Linked DNA regions of Homo sapiens: region 1 is linked to region 2. The links are chromatin contacts, found by Hi-C in ENCODE. All regions are on one chromosome and are shown on one strand. The core of a region is the stretch at or near the end of the contact, and the rest is flanking DNA. Distances in the headings are between cores, read along the strand shown. Region 1 holds the start of CRNN (cornulin). Region 2 holds the start of FLG2 (filaggrin 2).

Region 1 (6,005 bases), core at 2,401-4,900, 54 kb after region 2:
GACCCTGGGTCTGAACCCCAGGCCTGTTCTGCCCTCTGGAACCCTGCTGGCTCTGTCTGTGGCTGCTCCCCTCATAATGCTGCCCTTTCCCCGCCCTTCCCACTTCAGTGCCACTTCTCTGTCCTTCGCCCAGCTCCTGCGAGGCCCCAGAGTGGAGGCTTCCAGACTCTTGAGAGCCGCAGGCTCCCTCAGCACTCTCGCTCAGTGTCTTGAAACAGGCCTGGGCAACTTTAAACACTAAGACCAGGAATTCCTTGAATTCCACAGTCCCTGTGTGGTCTTCATCCAGCAGACGCAGGACCTCATCCACAGTTGCTGGATCGTGGGGTTTCTGAGGAGAAGATGAGGTGGAGTCAGCATCCCTCCCCTGAGGAGGACATGGGCAGGTCCCTTCCAATCTGCTGCCAGCTTCCCCTGCCTCAGACCCCACACTACACACACATACGGCTAGAGCAGCAGCAAGACTTAATTGCCTTTATTTTTTTTTAGTCCCGTCTCTCTCCCTCAAGTGTAGAGAGCATTTTTTGTTTGGTAGCCTCTATTTGGCACAATTTCTGGGCTACAGGAAAATTAGATAAAGATTTATTGAAGAGTTAATAAATTATTGAATTCACAATGCAACTGTTTGGGCTCTCAAGTTGACTGTCTGGGCTGCCCTTGGCACCTTGCCCCTGGCACTGAGGCCTTAGTCTCTTCAGCAGGCCCAGCACAAAGAGCAGCAGGTTGGGAACACAGCCCCATGGGAATTCTGTGCGCTCCTCATTGAGGCCCAGATGTTTCCCCATGATAAAGAGGGAGGGAAGCAGTGGGCCCCTGCAGCGCTGCCCTGAGCATGTGGATGCAGCATCCTTCTGTGCCCATATGTCCTTGTCCCTAAGGCCATCATCATCCTGGTTGCTTTAGATGCAAACCAAAGACAGGAAAGTGCATCAAGGCCTTGGTTCTGGTTTGCCAGGTGGGGTGGGGTGAGGCTCCAAAGTCTCCCCCTAGCTATTAACAACCTGCTCTTCAAAATTTCATTTCTGATGTGATCAGTCTGCTAATATTTTTGAGTAACTGCTTCGTGCAAGCCCAGAGCTATGCTTCTAATGAATGTCTATGAATGGATGATTACATTTCAGATAGACGTGGGAAATATTTACTGTATCAAATTTAAGAGGCGGCAGAAAGCAGCAATTATTTTCATTTTGAAATATTCCAAGGCTCTGCTCCTGTCTGAGTTGTCCTTTTAGAGCCCTTTTACCTTGTCTTTAAGTTAGAATTAATTAAAACCAAGGTTTTAATCTAAAGAGCCAGGACTTGCCAACTCCCATGACCATCTCTGGTTCTTTCACCTTTTTTTCTGCCTGCACAGCTGCCATCTGTCCCGGCAGGCCTGGGTTTAGCTGCTGCCTCCTCAAATTCCCCAGGCAAGGCCTCTGCAGGCAAACCAGGTTTCACTCTCCTGCTATGTCCCCTCTCCACCCGGCTCAGCACACCGTACCACAATCACATCGGCAAACTCTTGCTCCAAGAGTCTTTTCAGCTCCCCTCGGGTGAGCGCTGTGCAGTTGCCCTCCGTCCTTGCATAGCGCCTGAAGGCCTCGATGATCCCATTAATGTTTTGCAGTAACTGAGGCATCTTTGAAGTCAACCTGGAAAAGATGAAAAGTTCCCTTGGAGGCTCCATAATCAACCTCAGCTATTTCCTTTATAGCACGTCTGCTGCTAGGTCTTTCCTTGCACGTTCAGCTCTGTTTTTAGTTTTCCTTTGTCCTTTCCTACATAATGCATCTTATGTATGGGAAGGAGGAGCACACAGGATGGAGGCAGGTTCCTGAGTCAGGATTAAATGCTGGCCCCACCACTTAAGTATGGTGTGAGCTGGGACAAGTTGCTTTGCCTCTCCATGCCTCAGTTTACTACTCATTGTAATTGAAGGTGATATTAGTACTCTGTGGGATTATTGTGAAGATTTAAAGACATAATTCATAAAAAGCACTTGGCAGATGCCTGGCTTATATTAAGTGCTCCTTATTAAATATAATTATTATGCTATTATATACATATACACACATATAATTTTTGTACACCTATATAATCACTTTCCTGTACATCATCTCTTCTAATCCTTATTATTTCCACTTTTTTTTATAGGTGAGGAAACAGGCTCAGAGAAGTTAGGCCACACAATTTTTAAGGAGCCAAGAAATCCTAGGATCCATTTTTCCTTAACCCAAATGCAATGGGCTTTCTAGAATGTACCCTGTGGACAGGATTTATTTATTTATCACAAGGGTGTTAGGGTCCCATCGGGAACACCAAAAGGAAGTAAATACATCTGTGAGTCAACCCCTGTCTTGGATGGGAGCCAAGCAGAAATTCCAGGGACACAGCCCTCCCTTCTTGTTTTTTTTGGGAAAGTGGGAAGAAACTGGGCTACCACCTGCTGGGAATGCTCAGGAGGGGGGAACCTTCTTTGGGTGGGAGGCCTTCCAGTTCTGAGGGTCCAAGTTTCTCTGCATGTCGCCTCTGTCCACAGCCCTGAGACTTATCAGAGAAGTCAGCTTGCCCAACAGGCACGTGGCTCCATCAGGCCCAGATTTCTGGTGACCTATGAGTTGGTTCCTAATCAAAGGGAAAGCTTTTCTTTTTCATTAGCCAGAAATCTAGAGGTAGGTTGAGGTGAGGCCTGGGTTTGGTTGCATGAGCAAAAGGAAAAGAGACTTGAAGATTCATTAAGCAGAAGCCTTGGAGAGACCCAAAGGAGGAGATGGTATCAAAGATGACAAGTCTCAAATGCAAGGGGAGATGGAGCCTGTAGCAGCTGGAAAGCCAGAGAGAGGATGGGACGAGGCAGATATAGGTAGGAGAAGAAAGAGAAAAAAGGAAGGAAGGAGACTTGAGTTCTAGAAAAAGCAGATTAGTGTGGCCATGAGGACTCAGTAAGTCATAGCAAAAGGTGGGCTGTTCAGGAGAAACCCTTTCTAGGACCTGGTAACCAACAATTTCAGGCAAACTTTTCATCAAGGTAAAAAACTGGGGATGTTTTCCTCAACATAGATGAAAAATATCTTTCTTTTTTTTTAAAACCATGTAGCAGACTTTAACCACTGACCTTTAGATAATAAAATAATAAGATGACCTTTTAGTTACATTTTAGATTCCTTAGAAAAATCTACACATATTTTGCCTAAATATCACCCTGGTGTAGGAGAGGGGAATCATGTAAACCCCTTCATCCATGACACAGTTTGATCTTATTGTCTAGGTTGGCATAAGTAAACTGATTCTGATCCCATAGACTCTCAGCACTGCAAAGAAGCTTCCAGAGCCTTAGAAAAAAGAAACCTTTGCTGATCCAGGAAGGCACATGGGTGGCCCCATAGCCGCTGCCCACACAGTTTCCCAGTGAGAGGAGCTGCTCCCAGGCCAGCCTCAGGGAGGAGGAGAAAGCCTGATTGCTTCAGGAGAGCATGTTTCCCAACGGTAGCGTTGGTTTGCCCAGTGCTCACAGCTAGCTCTGAAGGATGCATAGTCCATACCTGACTGCCCCAGTTTTATGAGCTCAGATCACCAAGACACTGAGAATGAGAAAGAGGTTTCTTATGAGGGGACTTACCTAATGCCCAGGTGGGATGAAACAAGTGGCTGTTAAGTGGTGTGAGGAGTACCAGGTCAGTGTGATGAGAACCTTTTATAGGGGTTTTAACCAAGGCTCTTGTTTTAGACAGGATATCCTGCCCTATGGGAAGGCTTGATTCATCCAAGATCCAGCCCAGCCCAGCCACACCTCCTCTTGTCTCTGTTTTACCTGCTGATGTGTGACTGCCTTGGTCTAATTAACAGGCCCCTCCTACCACATTTGGTACCTTCTGTAGCTGAGTCCTCTTGACAGGGAAGCTTCTTTCCATTGTGATGGGCTCAGCAGTGCTTGGTACAGGCTGGGGTCCTGGTGAACATTCTTTGTCTCTATGAGCCTACAAAGTTATGGGACTCTTTCCTTTTTTTTTTTTTTTTTTTTTTGAGATGGAGTCCTGCTCTGTCGCCCAGGCTGGAGTGCAGTGGTGCGATCTTGGCTCACTGCAACCTCCGCCTCCTGGGTTCAAGCAATTCCCTGCCTCAGACTCCTGAGTAGCTGGGATTACAGGTGCCTGCCACCATGCCCAGTTAATTTTTGTATTTTTAGTAGAGACAGGGTTTCACCATGTTGAACAGGCTGATCTTGAACTCCTGACCTCATGATTCACCTGCCTCTGCCTCCCAAAGTGCTGGGATTATAGGTGTGAGCCACCGTGCCTGGCCACTGTTTCCTTTTTTAATATAAATGTTCAAGAATATATCTATTGAGGTTAACTTTTACAAAGTAGCCACTCTGAGAGGGCACACATGTTTTTGTGGTGATGTTACTTAGAACTGTTATTACTTAGAACATTTTTTGAATTCTTGTTTTGTAAGTGCCTTTCACACCTAGTGTATGAGACACAAGAAAGCCAGTTTCATCTCTTTAAAGTTGGTCTCATTTTTAATTAAAACAAAAAAAGTTAATACCTTCCCCACCCCATGCTATGGGTAGGTAGCATTTTGTAGCTGATGAGAAAAAAGGCTTACCATGATCATGTGGTAACTCCTCATTGCAAGGACAGGAAACTCAACTGGTGGCTAATCAGCAAATATTTATGGAAAGCTTGCTCCATTTCAGGCAGAGGGCTAAGGCCCTAGGAATACAGTGTTGAATACGATGGCAGCAGTTTCAACTCTCATGAAGTCTATAGCCTGGCCATCCCAGGGGTAAGTCCCCAAGAGGTTAATGATAATGGTATTGCCATTTCATTTCATTTGATTTTATTCCATTTTCATTACCATCTCATCTTATTTGATCTCCCTAGCAATCCTCTGAGGTGGTATGGCTAAGCCCAATTCATAAATGAGAACACTGAGAAATCCTCAGAGAAGTAGCCACTCTGTGAAGCGGAGACGGTGCTGGACTAGAGCCCCTCAGACTCCAGGCCTGTGTTCTCTCTGTTGCACCATGCTGCCATTTATTCTTCTCTCATTGAGTTTTGGCACCTTATGAACATCACACTTATCCTCAATGCATGAAGAACCATTCCTGAGGAGGAAGTTTTCTGAGCTCAGAAGCCAAGTCCCAAAGAGTGCTCTTGAGTGGCACTTTGCAGATAATATATACTGTGTAGCTTCCTGAGTGACTCTGGAAGGGAAAGCCATCTTTACCATCCTCACTTATAGATCAGCATGCAACAGACAGGAAAGGGAACAACAGGATAGGAAGGCATGGTAAGGGCCTTGGTTGAAGAGACTGGTGTATTGAGGGCAGCCCTGTAGCAACAGCACAGCCTCCAGCACTTCCCCTCAGGGCACAGAGCACTGGGGAGTTCCAGACTGCAGGAGGGCAGGATGCAGGCTTTGTGTTTGGAGAGATCTGTCTACATGGGGACAGGTTGGCTCCAGTCCTGGGGTGAAGGTGGGGTAGGCATACCAGCCAGGGAAAAGCAGAGTAGGGGCTTCAACCTTTGGGAGCAAGAGGGGGCTGAGGTTGCTTCTGCCTGATCAGAGTTAGAAGAAGGCCAGTATGAGAGGGTGAAGTTGGAGAACAAGAGGGAGAGCCGATTAGACCTTCTTCTGTGGTGGTGTTTGAAGCTTTTTCTGATGGGGCTTAGAACTTCCAGAAAGGTTTGGGAACTGAGGGTAAGTTAGGGAAGTAACAAGCCAGAGGCTGTATCTAGAAGATGAATATTTGGTAGGTATTATTAACCCAATTTATAGATGAAGAAACCAAGGCACAGAGAGTAAGTAAGTAAACTTAAGTAAACTACCTAAGGTCACATAGCTAGGAAGTTAGACCTGAATTTGAACTTAGGTCTGCCTGCCTCCAAAGCCTAATAGGTCTTTATGTGTGCCTGGGGCAGGACTGAGCTGTGAGGAGCTGGGGCACCATAGAAGTAGAGGTTAAAGAACTGTATGTGTGTGCTGGGCCAGTGGAGGTGGGTTGAAGTGTGCAGGTG
Region 2 (5,462 bases), core at 1,666-4,165:
CAACTGTTTGATCCAGATCCAGATTCATACTCCTCCCCAGATTCCCTAGAAGGGCTAATGTGTGACTTGTTTATTCTTTCTCTCAGTTCTACAGAGCTGGAACCATGTCTGTCTTTGCCACCACTCCATGAATGACCACAGCTGGACCTGTGGTATCTTTTCTGAGATCCCTCTTGGTTCCCAGAGCTGGATAAATTACCTTGTCTTCCTAGCCTCCTGGAGTTGGACCCATGTCTACATTTCACAGTTCCCCTTGAGTGCCCAGAACTATATCCATGCTCCTCTCCCTCACTCCAACTTGAATGTCTGTAACCTGATTTATGTCCTGGTGTATCCTCTTCATCCTCTTCTGTTTCACTTTCTTCTTCTTGGTGTCGGTGACCACGCCTATGCTTCTTTGACCCTGAAGCTTTGCAGTATTCTTTGCTGAGGACCTTGTTGCAGGCCATAGTCAGCTTGAATATCATCAAAAGAAACTCAGTAAAGTCCAATCTTCTGTCATGATCTCGATCCAGCATATGCATGATGACATCCACTGTGTCTGGATCATCTGGGTTCTGTATATGAGTGACACACCAAGGGAGACCTGGTCAGCCTAACCTGCATACTCAACTAACACATTTAAATAGCGCTGTGAAATTATGGATGTTTGACATGATGTAGTTTTAGTCCAATAAAGGATTACTTTAGGTTAATAGAACCCAGTAAATGTTAAGGGTTAATAGAAAATAAAGACTACTGGGATCCTCAGAAGAAGACATTTCAAGGATTTAGGCTAAAGGATTAAGTGCTTAGGTAAGGCCTACAGGAAGGAGTGGAATAAACTAAGTTCAGTAACTGGTATTTCTAAGTTTTACATAAATTGTAACTATTACATGTTAATATCTTCCATGTTGGAATTTATCATCTATTATTTTGAAGTTAATAACTGAGTCTTTTTTTTTTTTTTGAGATGGAGTCTTGCTCTGTAGCCCAGGCTGGAGTGCAGTGGTGCGATCTCTGCTCACTGCAAGCTCTGCCTCCCAGGTTCACGCCATTCTCCTGCCTCAGCCTCCCGAGTAGCTGGGACTACAGGGGCATGCAACCACGCCCGGCTAATTTTTTGTATTTTTAGTAGAGATGGGGTTTCACCGTATTAGCCAGGATGGTCTTGATCTCCTTACCTTGTGATTCACCCACTTCGGCCTCCCAAAGTGCTGGGATTACAGGCATGAGCCACCGCGCCTAGCTGAGTCCTTTTTAAGTAGATGGAATAAAATGCTGGCATTTTATTTTTGATTCTTAATCATGGCTATTTTGTCAACTCCCTATGTAGATGATTTCCCTTTCTATACTTTTTTTTCCATTTGATAGGATAATTTATTAATTCGTGTCCTAGTATAATTTTATTTTCTGCTTTTTCTAAGGAAAAGCCTGGGTGTATGAGAAAGTCTGAGAGTCTATGAGGTAGGAGTGCATAGGTGGAAAAGTGAGGACGAAACATTCACTTTCTTTAAAATATCTGCTGCTTTAACAGACTTTCTGGCATCCCCAAAATACCACTCATAGAGTTTGCTTAGAGTTCACTGGGGCTGTGCACTTTTTAGCTGATCTGGGTCATACAACAGAGCTTGTACAGGACTCCAGCAGCCTTCAGTTCTGGCACATGGCTCTCACCTTCAGAACTGGATGAAGCTCTTTCTCCAGAAGTTCCTTTAGTTCACCCTTGCTCAGTGTGCCACACTCCCCATCTTGCTTGGTGTATTTGTAGAAAACATCAATTACGGTGACAACACTTCTCAAGAGGTCGGTCATCTTTTTGCAAGTTTAAGTGAACCTGGACACAGAAAAACAAAGAACCCTATTATTCATATTCTCTCCTTTTATCAGCAATTTTCATTTTAATAATAACCAGCATGATTTTTTTAACCTCTTGTTTTTTAAATCTCAAAACGTAAGAATGGGCCAGGGATGATACAACCCCGTTTAACACAATGAAAATTAACTTTGTTAACTTTGAGTTACTTTTCTGTGATCAAGTCTTGGCATGTTACTGGTTCAACTGAGAATAGACCTCAAGTCTCTATATTTCCTGTCATGGGTAAGTATAGTCTCTACATAGTATCTCTACACTTTGAGTGTGTTGGCATTCTGGGTGTTGTTCTAAGGCTTCCAAAATTTCCAGAACCAGCCAGACACCATTGCCTCAATCTCTCTTTCTAGTTTCACTGCTTTTCTTGAGTCAAAAGTGACAGACCTTCCACCATGCACATCTGTTTATCCTCTGGGCACCAGAAGCTAAACTGGACCCTTAAGGCCTTCAGCAAATTAAAAATGGGCAAAGGGGCTCAAAATAGCTTGGTGTTTCATAGGCATGAGACAGTAGAACTCAGTAGAGCTTAGGAACTCTCTTAATGTCAAGCACTTGACCAAACACTGTTTTCTTTAATTAATCAAGAAGAAGAGCTCAGCAATGCAGGCAGCAGTTTAACTAGTGGATAATTAGATCTTGGAGCTCTGGGAACCAACACTGAATAAGGAAGGGACTCTGCAACAGACCCAGCTGCCTCCCAGTTTGAGCTGGACAGCCCAGAAAAGAGGGCATGGAAAAAGACTCGGAACAGACTGTGGAATGGCCTAGAGGAAGGTGAACTTTTACTTGCATTATTCTTCTCCATAAAAATGAACTTAACTACAAAAAGGCCCCAGAATAAACTAAACTAACCAAACAAATAAGCAAACAAAAAGAAAAGAAAATGAAAGAAAGAAACAAAAAAGAAAAGAAAGGCAAAATATACATGAACTCTGCCTTAGCTTATATCCCTAGACTTCTACTATGGACAACACCAAATATTCATAAATGTAGCTGGATGAATTTTCTCTCACCTGGTTCACCAAAGGAACAAGTAGGATAAAGCCTGATGCAGCTTGCAGGGTGACGATGGATTGGGATAATGACCCTTATATAGCTTATAGTGATTATAGTGAATGAGGTGATTCATTTTCCATCAAACCTAACTCCACCTCTACATATTTACCTTCCTCCTTCACATTGTTATCTACAGATGATTGCAGAAAGGCTAGTACCAGCCCCACCTTCCAGTACGAGGACATGGTTGCAAGATACCTTTTTTTTCAGGGTCATATACATGTGAAAAGCACAGACTTTGTTTTAGAGGACTCATGTTATACATTTCTTTTAACTAGTACCCACAGAAAGTAGCAGAGTGTAAGATACTTGGAAGGTGCACAATAAATGCTTATTTAATTGAAAATGAACCTGAGCCACTAGGTTCATCTAATTCATGTCTTTTTTGTAATAATAAAAAGTGACATTTATTGAGAATTTACTATGTGCTAAATACTTTAAACAAACCATCTCAATCTTTAAAAAATCTGCACTTTTAGTTATGGGTACATAGTTGTATATAATTGTTGGGTACATGTGATGTTTTGATATGGGCATACCATGTGTAATGATCAAATTACAGTAATTGGGGTATCCAGCACCTCAAGCATTTCTTTGTAGTAGGAACATTCTAATTCTACTATTTTAGTTATTTAAAAATATACAATAAATAGTTAACTATAGTTACCATATTATGTTACCAAATACTAGATCTTATCACCTCATTTAATCTTCACAACCTTCATACGAGATATGTATTTATTATCCCATTTTATAGAGACAGGTTCTGGAAGCATAAGGATCTTCTCCAAGGTCATAGCTAGTAGGCAGAGAAACCAGAAGTTGAACCTGTATCTACCTTATTGCAATTGCTGTTTACCATTATACTAACTTACCTCTGTGTATTTATCATATATAACTATCATGCAAAAATTATGCACCATTTTAGGAGTGTAAGGCCCACTCAAACGCAAATAATATAAAAAAGTAACATACAGAGTGCTGTTAGGAAGAGAGGAAACATTCTCTGACCTTGTGAAGGCTCATTTCTAGGCTAGAAAAGTGTAATTGGCTATATATAAAAATAATGTTTTCAGATATGTTCAGGGTGAATTTAGAGTGAGCTTTCTTCCAGCACTCTGCGATCCACTGGTAGTCTGGCATGTTTAGGGCCTGGACCCTTGGGAAAATGTTCACTTATGTACAGAAAGTATATCAAATACACTTGAGGGTAACAAAAATAATCAGAGAGCTGTAAGTCTTAAGCATGGAGAGCCAATTCTGCTGTACTTTGCTACCAGGTGATAATGATGATGATGAGGAGGATAGCAGCTACCATTAAGTGCTAAGTGCTTACTATCTTCTATACATGGTAGGTTTACATGCTTATCTATTTATTCCTCAAAATAACCCCATTTTATAGATAAGGTAATAAAAGCATAGAGCAATGTAAACATTTGTTACAAATCGCAGCTAGTTAGTAGCAGCACTAGAACAGATACACATGCTAGCCGATGCTAAAGCCTAGCACTTAACCATATATATTCTACATATATGGAGTCAATAAACTCCTATCTGGGCATTGCTTTGGGCCAGTCATCATATCTTATTCATTCCACCATCTAGGCAGCACCTAGAGCTTGGTAAACACTAAGAATGAGTGTCTGTTCATAAAATGTTAATGAATAGGCCCTTGAAATATGTCAATTGCTCACATAGCCAAGGAATCCTAGACCAAAACAACCACACAGAAAGTTATGGTTGCTGTTGGATACTATGGTCATTTTCAATCATATGCATCTTTTGGAAGTGCATTTTTGTTAAGATGGCTGCTGTGTCAGAAAGACTTTCAGGCCCCAGACTCCACACTGAGACAGAATTTTAAAGCATTTTTGCACTGTCACTCCAGCATTATAGTTGAGAACTCTGAAACTCCTCCATAGTTCAGAACTCCATTATTCAGTCTTTTGTATTCTTTGCATTTAGGTCTCTCTTCCTCTTCTACTTGCTTAGCATAATGGATAAAATTATAGTCAGAAAGACCTAAGTTCTAATCTCAATTTTGCCTCTTACTGCATTTCTTGTACAATTATCTAATCTTCTCAGCCTCAGTCTCCCAAATTATAGAATGGGAACAATAACACTTACCTAACAGGTGGCAATTACTTAACATATGAAATTGCTTAGTACCTGCCTGGCATATAATACATTCTTAGTACACTATATAATTACTGCAAACTTATTTTGATAAATATTTCATACAATCTATCACAGCATTTTACACAAAGAAAGTACTTGATAATGTTTGATAAAAATGAGTTAGAAGCCACTTACTAGTGGCTTTTAAAGGTAGAAATACTACACCTCTGTCAAAAGCATTGCCTAGAAGGTAAGTCATGGTTCTGAAAATAAACCACCTTTTTTGGGATATAATTCACATATCATAAATTTCAACCTTTTAATCTGTTTTGTGTTTGCCCCCAGAATACTGTGCTGGCAGTGAGCTGCACTTTTTTTCCCTAATTGGGAAATGGGTTAAAGTATACAGTTCGTTGTGTGTGTGTGTGTGTGTACA

What was found. Hi-C counts contacts between places; a loop is a spot of excess contacts on that map.
Region 1: a map of heart left ventricle shows a loop between it and region 2 (2.4-fold over the local background). The contact joins the promoter of CRNN here to the promoter of FLG2 in region 2. A Hi-C loop is called at or near these places in 2 of 168 maps with a recorded cell type or tissue (GM23248 and heart left ventricle).

What each region holds. Positions count from the first base shown.
Region 1 is chr1:152,410,613-152,416,617 of GRCh38, forward strand. It overlaps CRNN (cornulin), which reads right to left and starts at 3,651. Exons shown (of 3, transcript NM_016190.3): 1 at 3,602-3,651; 2 at 1,484-1,634; 3 at 1-331. The coding sequence starts at 1,621.
Region 2 is chr1:152,357,091-152,362,552 of GRCh38, forward strand. It overlaps FLG2 (filaggrin 2), which reads right to left and starts at 2,916. Exons shown (of 3, transcript NM_001014342.3): 1 at 2,866-2,916; 2 at 1,657-1,816; 3 at 1-557. The coding sequence starts at 1,794. The region is part of intron 7 of CCDST (cervical cancer associated DHX9 suppressive transcript); the gene reads left to right.